Linked DNA regions of Homo sapiens: region 2 is linked to region 1. Evidence: chromatin contacts called from ENCODE Hi-C or POLR2A ChIA-PET data. All regions are on one chromosome and are shown on one strand. Each heading gives the region's core, a stretch centred on a gene start or an enhancer-like site at or near the end of the contact. The rest is flanking DNA. Distances are from core to core; before and after follow the strand shown. Region 1 overlaps INPP5A (inositol polyphosphate-5-phosphatase A). Region 2 overlaps INPP5A (inositol polyphosphate-5-phosphatase A).

Region 1 (3,634 bases), core at 721-3,220:
TGTGGCACAGGCCAGGTGCCCGCGTGCTGCAGGAGGGCACTGCTGCAGGAGCCCACATCTGCCCGGCACTGAGCACTGTGACCCGTGGCCTAACCGGAACAAATCCCAGGCTCCATGGGAGTCACAGTGGCCCCGGGCGAGGGTGCCTCAGCCTGGACTCCATCCCTCATGTGAGACAGTCGGTCACAGCGGCAACAGACACCAAAGGATACCCCTCTGCAAGGGAAAACCTTCTCCCCAGAAAGCCGGGCCCGTCGGCCTTTAGGCGGAACTGACCAAATCTCCACTCAGACCTACCAAACCGGTGTCACAGCATACAAAAGAAACACACACACAAAGGCCACAACATGTGCGTACAATGAGACTCAGGAAGAAAACTTTCAGCCAAGAGTGCCACAGAAAGTGACCTCTCTACACCCATCAGTAAACACCGTCCTGAGAAGTCACAAGCCTAAGTCACTCAGCATCAGGGAGCACAATGACAGAAGTGTCTATTCCACAAACCCTACAGTCACTGCCTCATCAAATAACTTATCAGCAACCTAAATACAAGATCTGCAAGGGCTCCAAAGTTCTAAAATCAAAATCATAGAAAACCAAAAAAAAAAATCCCCAAAATGATAATACAAGTAACCAAGGCAATGCAAATTAAATTATAACAGATGCCATTTTACACATCTAATAGGTCACATTTTAAAGCCTGACCACAACAAAAGTTGTCAAGGATGTGGAATATCAGGGACTCTCCGACGGCCTGGTGGGAGTGTGTGATGAGCATGTGTGTGATGCACATGTGTGTGCCTATGTGGTATGCATGTATGTATATGTATGTTGTGCATGTGTATGGTGTGTACATATGCACCTGTGTAGTGCATGCTTGTACATGCATGTGTGTGCCTGTGGTGTGCAAGTGTGTGATGTGCATGTGTGTACAGAAACTTGGCACACTGGAGAGCAGCTTCCACCAGCCCCAACAGGTGCCCAGATATTCTGGCCCTGGTCCCCGTGGAGGTGCACGGAGAGGGCTCGCCGCATCAGCCCATGTGACAGCCGAACAGGAAACAGCCTCAGTGTCCACTGTGGGTCTGTGGATGCATTCTGGTGTGTTCACTCGGTGGAGCAAATTTCACAGCAGTTAAAATGCTGCATGACCTCACAATGCCTGCAGGACAAAGCCACAGGAGGACACAGGTGGCATAGTGACAGCCCCCGGAGCGTGCCATCAAGGAGGACCTATACATCTGGCAACTTCAGCACGGGGGCTGGGCCAGGCATCTGCACAAGGAAGGGAGCCCACAGGCTGGGACAGATGCCTGGGTGAAGGCGGCTCCTCCACTTCAGGGGCCGGGCAGCCCCCCGAGACACCAGGGCACGGCAGACCCCAACTCAGGTTCCACCCAAGTCTGGAACTGAATTTTCTCCATCAAAAGCACCAAGCGCTGAGCCAAGGTGAATTCCAGCAGGTGAGAGGCTGTTCATCCTCTTACGAAAAGGGGAAACGCGTGTTTTTCATCTGTGACGCAGATTCCTAATGCAGCAGCTGCCATAAAACGCTGAAGTCACCCCCTGGTCTGTCTGTGCAGACCACACGTGCTGAGGGCAACAAAACACCCTGCAGAGTGTGACAAGGTGTGTCAGTGTTGTGCCTGTCTGGGTCACTCTGCACGAAAACTAAACTAAAATTGTCAAGGTTATCAAAGTTCATAGACCATTTTTCTCCAAGACGCTAGGATACACTTGAACTCTCTCCCTGATAGGATAGAAGCCCCAAGTGTGTGCATTTGAGTTTGTGACCCACGGCTCTCAGGAGGCGAGTCAGGACGGCCCCACTGTCCAGAGGCTCCTGGTCACCCCGTGCACTTTGTGAGCACACACCAACGGCGCCAGGTCCCCTGAGTCACTTCAAGCTCCTCATCCTCCCAGCGTGGCCACGCCCCAGCCCAAGCCCCCCTTCTTCCCCTTCCGGCCAGGCAACTTATCAGAAGTTCAAAAAAACAGATAGGCCCCAGCAGCTCCACTGGGCCAGCGCCTGTAAAATGGGGTGAACGTACTCAGGGGACAACAGCCTCTCCTACGACATCTTCTCACTGGTCTCACAGAGGGATCAGGAGCGCCCTTCCCCAGCACGGTGAAGGAACAGGGGCCTGAGCACCATCACATATCACCACCCAGCCTGCAGCACCTGGTCCTGCCGCTTGCCATCCACACCCCCCCACCCCACCATGCCATCTATGCCACCCACTAACCACGCCAGCCACACCACCTATGTCACCCACAGCAGCCATGCCACCCACACTGCCCATGCTACCCACATCAATGCCAACCACGCCACCCATACCAATCATGCCACACACAATACCATGCCACCCATACTACCCACAGGGACCAACCACGCTACCCACATCAGTGCCAATCATGCCACCCACATGGACCATGCTACCCATGCCACCCACACCAACCATGCCACCCACACCATGCCACCCATACCACCCATGCTACCCACATCAATGCCAACCACACCACCCACATTGATCACACCACCCACACCGATCATGCCACACACAATACCACGCCACCCATACTACCCACAGGGACCAACCACGCTACCCACATCAGTGCCAACGACGCCACCCACACCAATCATGCCACACACAATACCACGCCACCCACATTGATCACACCAACCACAGCAATCATGCCACACACAATACCACGCCACCTATACTACCCACATGGACCAACCACGCTACCCACATCAGTGCTAATCATGCCACCCACATGGACCATGCTACCCATGCCACCCACACCAACCACGCCAACCACAACCCACAACACCCATGCCACCCACATCAACCGCACCAACCACGCAGCTTCCCAGGCAGGCTCAGCACCTATTTCCCGCCTCTCAGTAGCCTGAACAGCTGCCCCTTCCTTATTCTCCAGTTGGCTCTGATCCTCTGAAGCCCTCAGAACCCAGCCCCGCCACTTGCCCAGGAGACCCTCTGCGGTGTCCACCTGCACTGTGGACTCTGCGTGCCCTAAGCCACCCTCCAGCCACTGGACAAATCCCTCATCTCCTGCTGGAGCTCAGAAGCCAGGGAAGCCGGTGACCACAGCCGTGGAGCCAGGCAGCACAGTACACTACCCCTTTGCCCTGTGAGCACAACAGGCTAGTGAGGCCCTGAAAGTGACAACAGATATTCCAAATACTTCCTATCTGAATAAATATTTAACCAAGGCTCTGAGGAGGCGCCCTCGAATCCTCCCTCCCTATCCCACTCAATATTCCACCAAGGCTCTGAGAAGGTGTTCACCAGTCCTCCCTCCCTGTCCTACTCAATATGCCACCAAGGCTCTGAGAAGGCGTTCACCAATCCTCTCTCCCTATCCCACTCAATATTCCACCAAGGCTCTGAGAAGGTGTTCACCAATCCTCCCTCCCTATCCTACCCAATATTCCACCAAGGCTCTGAGAAGGCGTTCACCAATCCTCCCTCCCTATCCTACCCAATATGCCACCAAGGCTCTGAGAAGGCATTCACCAATCCTCCCTCCCTATCCTACCCAATATTCCACCAAGGCTCTGAGAAGGCGTTCACCAATCCTCCCTCCCTATCCTACTCAATATTCCACA
Region 2 (3,558 bases), core at 220-2,719, 76 kb before region 1:
AGGAGCCCCTGCCCTGGGGACAGAGGCCTCCTCCATGGGGAAGGGAGACAGAACCAGCCCCCCAACTCCCCAGGCAGTGGTGTGCTCGAAAGCTCTCAATACTAGCTCTCCAGGCGAGGCCCTGGGACTGCCCTTCCGAGGTGTGAATGCCCCGCCATGGCCAACGCTAAGCCACCGATGTGGCATCACTGAACCTGGGGTAGGAGAGGTGCTCGGCAAGGCACCATCATTCACACATCAAATACTGTGTGAGTATTTCCCTCACCCAGACACAGAGCTAAATAGTCAAGATCATACGTAACAGTACAATAATTAGGAAGGGATGAGTGTGGGGCATTTATTGCCTTTGGTTTTAATATATTTACTTTATTACAGGTTTATATAATTTGATTTTTAATAATGGCTGCATTTCACACCTGGCTCCCAAGTTCCTGATCAATTCAGTCAGTGCCCATGACAATCTGGGCGGGGTGCAGTGGTGGTGGGTGGAAGTGTGGGCTTTCCAGGAAGCACACCGGGCACGGGCTCCTGCTGGACCCCTTCCTGGCGGGAATTCTGGGGCCTGGTTCCTGCCTCTCAGAGGATCCACTTCGGCACATGCCTTCCTGAGACGGTCGCTGTGAGGTGTCAACAATGCTGGCATCCAGGCTCAGCACAGGCTGGACAGAGTGAGGTGACACCAGCCAGACACAGCTACTCACACCACAGGCGTTGGCCCGTGCCAGAGAGATACAGCCACAGGGGACACAGGCGCCCTGGCATCCGGGAGGACAGGGACACACACAGAGCTCTAGGCAGCTGCAGAAAGCCAAGCAGCTCCCCAGGGCTGGCCTGGGAGCCTCTGCAGCCTGCACGATCCTGGACAAAGATCCCTTCAACAAAACATATTGCTGGACCGCAGAGGATGGACAGGAAAGGCCACGCCACAGTGTCGGACAGCACGCTTGGGTCAGGCCTGGCTGGAAACACACTGCTGCAAAGCACAGATGTGACCGAGTGTCCCCAGGTTACCAGGCAGGGCTGTGAAGAGACACAACCCCCATGGGGGTGCACATCTCCACCCACGAGTCTGAGCTTCTGCTCAGCACTTCACGCCCTGAGTGACAATGACACTGGCATGCGTGACCTTGGAACTATCGGGGAAGTCACGGCCCAAAGCTGTGCATTTTCTTCACCAAAATTCTACAGTGAAAAAGCAGGTGCTCCTACCTTAAAGGAAAAAAGGGCAGTCAATAAAACCACATGGGTTGTTTTATTATAGTGTCCTTGAACTGGATGCTTCATAGGAAGGCCCAGGAAAAATATCTTGGAAAGGCATGGCAAGAAAAAGCACGTTCACCAGCCAAACAAGCAGCACCCTGCTTCTGCCGCGGAGCGGGGCCCAGCACGAAGGGCCCCTGGTTCCCAGGAAACAGGCAGCACAGGCCTGCCCAGGCCACGTCCATCGGCACGGCCAAGACTCGGTGTTAAAAATAGCAACAGCCAGGCCCTGTCAGGCGTTCTCCAAAGAGGAGTATCGGAGTGACCTAAAAAGGAATTACATCCTGCACAGCACCCCAGTGGAAGCCCCATGCCAAGATAAGGCGCGCAGAGGGACACGGGAATTTCTTGATAGAAAAAGGCCACAGTTACTTGCCAACGACGCCTGGAAAACACCCTGTTTAAAATCCCCGCTGCCCACCCTTGCCCTGGGTGGGGGCTCTCCTCTCCAGGTCCCTTCGGGGCTGGGCTGGGCTGCAACGGGTGCTGGGACCCCAGAAAGAGGCCTGTTTGTGACCAACCAGACCCAGGTTCCCACAGGCCCCTGGTCAGACAGCCTCCTCAAGGCGCAGCCGATGGGACCGGCCAGGGCACACGGAGCAGCTGTGTGGGCAGGGGCCTGTTCTTCTCTCCGCCCTGCACACAGGACACCATGAGTTTCCATGACCTCACCGCAGGCAGCCTGGCCAGCCTGTGTGATCTGGAGCTGCCTTTCCTTGGCCCTGCGTGGGGCTGGGCCACCATGGGGAGGGGTGTGGGACCCAGCAGGCCCCACCCAAGCACAGCCTAGAGGTTTTTTGGGGAGACTGTGGGTTCTACCACACTGACCACATGCAGCAGCCTTCCCCCCAGAGATAGGGCAAGTGACTTAAGCAAATCTGCAGATGGAGCCAGAAGCTGCTGCCGGAGACGCCACGGGCAGAGGTGGAAACGCAGGGCTCTAACCCGAACAAAGTCCGGGCTTGGGCCATCGAAGCTCCCACAAATCAGCTCTAGTTTAAGAAGCACGTCCCCCGCCGCCCCCGCCGCCTCCCGGCCCCCACCACCGCACAGGGCAGGGCAAGGTTAAGTCCAGGGTCATGGCAGGTGCGACCGAGGCCCCACCCGCCCCCCACCCTCATGGACACTTTCACTTCACTGATGCCTTCCCCTCATGGATGTCTTCCCCTCATGGATGTCTTCCCCTCATGGATGTCTTCCCCTCATGGATGTCTTCCCCTCATGGACGTCTTCCCCTCATGGACGTCTTCCTCTCATGGATGTCTTCCCCTCATGGACATCTTTCCCTCATGAAAGCCTTTCCCTCATGGATGCCTTTTCCTCAAGGATGGCCTCTCTTCATGTATGCCTTTCCCTAGAGCTTGCCTTCCCCTCAAGGACACCCTCCCCTCATGGGCACCTTTCCCTTATGGACACCATCTCCTCATAGACATCTTTTCCTCAAGGACACCTCCCCTCAAGGACGTCTTTCCCTCATGGAGGCCTTTCCCTAGAGGACACCCTCCCCTCACAGACACATATCCCTGGAGGATGCCTTCCCCTCAAGGATGCCTTCCCCTCATGGACGCCTTCCCCTCATGGACGTCTTCCCCTCATGGACAGCTTTCCCTCATGGACGCCTTCCCCTCATGGACACCTTACCCTCATGGACGCCTTTTCTTCATGGATGGCTTTCCCTCATAGACGCCTTTTCCTGGAGGACATCATCCCCTCATAGATGCCTTTCTGAAGGATGTCTTTCCCTAGAGGGTACCCTATCCTCGAGGACGCCCTCCTCCATGAACACCTTTCCCTCATGGATGCCACCTTCCCCTGGAGGATGCTTTTCCCTCGAGGATGACGTTCCCTCAAGAACGCTTTGCCCTCAAGAACACTCTCCCCTCAAGGACGCCCACCCTTCTTGGATGCCTTCCCCTTATGGACACTTTCCCCTTATGATTGTCTTTCCCTGGAGGGCAGCTTCCCCTGGAGGACACCCTGCCCTTGTGGACACCCCTCCCTCATGGATACCCTCCACTCATGGACCCTCCCTCATGGATGCCTTCCCTGGAGGACAGCTTCCCCGGAGGCCACCTGGCCATCGTGGATGCCATTCCCTTGTGGATACCCACCCCTCATGGATGCTCACGTGTGGAATGCATGTGGAGAACTGCCGCAGCACAGGGCTGTCCGCACAATGCAGAGGGAAGGGCCAAACCACGCAGCAGCAAGTGAACACTCATTCCACAGCCACTAGCACCAACCCTGGAGCCACACTGGAGACTTCCAGAAAAAGAGGGGACACAGAAGAACCTTCTG

The links. A loop is a pair of places that touch in the nucleus more often than their neighbours do. ChIA-PET counts read pairs that join two places held with the same protein, here RNA polymerase II (POLR2A). Pooled maps may share reads with other maps.
Region 2: a map of B cell shows a loop between it and region 1 (5-fold over the local background). The contact joins two enhancer-like sites. A Hi-C loop is called at or near these places in 13 of 168 maps with a recorded cell type or tissue (B cell, CD14-positive monocyte, CD4-positive, alpha-beta T cell and 9 more), 2 of 37 single-sample maps with no recorded cell type and 12 of 50 pooled maps. POLR2A ChIA-PET finds 5 or more read pairs at or near these places in 4 of 52 experiments (BJ, OCI-LY7, T-cell and 1 more).

The regions. Positions count from the first base shown.
Region 1 is chr10:132,553,752-132,557,385 of GRCh38, reverse strand. The region is part of intron 1 of INPP5A (inositol polyphosphate-5-phosphatase A); the gene reads right to left. Among named protein-coding and RNA genes, the nearest start is that of INPP5A, 18 kb to the right of the region's middle. RefSeq lists an enhancer at 1,571-2,071. Within about 2 kb of position 1,970, at least 7 of the 41 ENCODE cell types and tissues checked have a DNase peak (open chromatin) inside an H3K27ac peak, as active enhancers do.
Region 2 is chr10:132,629,527-132,633,084 of GRCh38, reverse strand. All of the region lies in intron 2 of INPP5A (inositol polyphosphate-5-phosphatase A), which reads right to left. Among named protein-coding and RNA genes, the nearest start is that of INPP5A, 94 kb to the right of the region's middle. RefSeq lists an enhancer at 1-3,558. Within about 2 kb of position 1,469, at least 25 of the 41 ENCODE cell types and tissues checked have a DNase peak (open chromatin) inside an H3K27ac peak, as active enhancers do.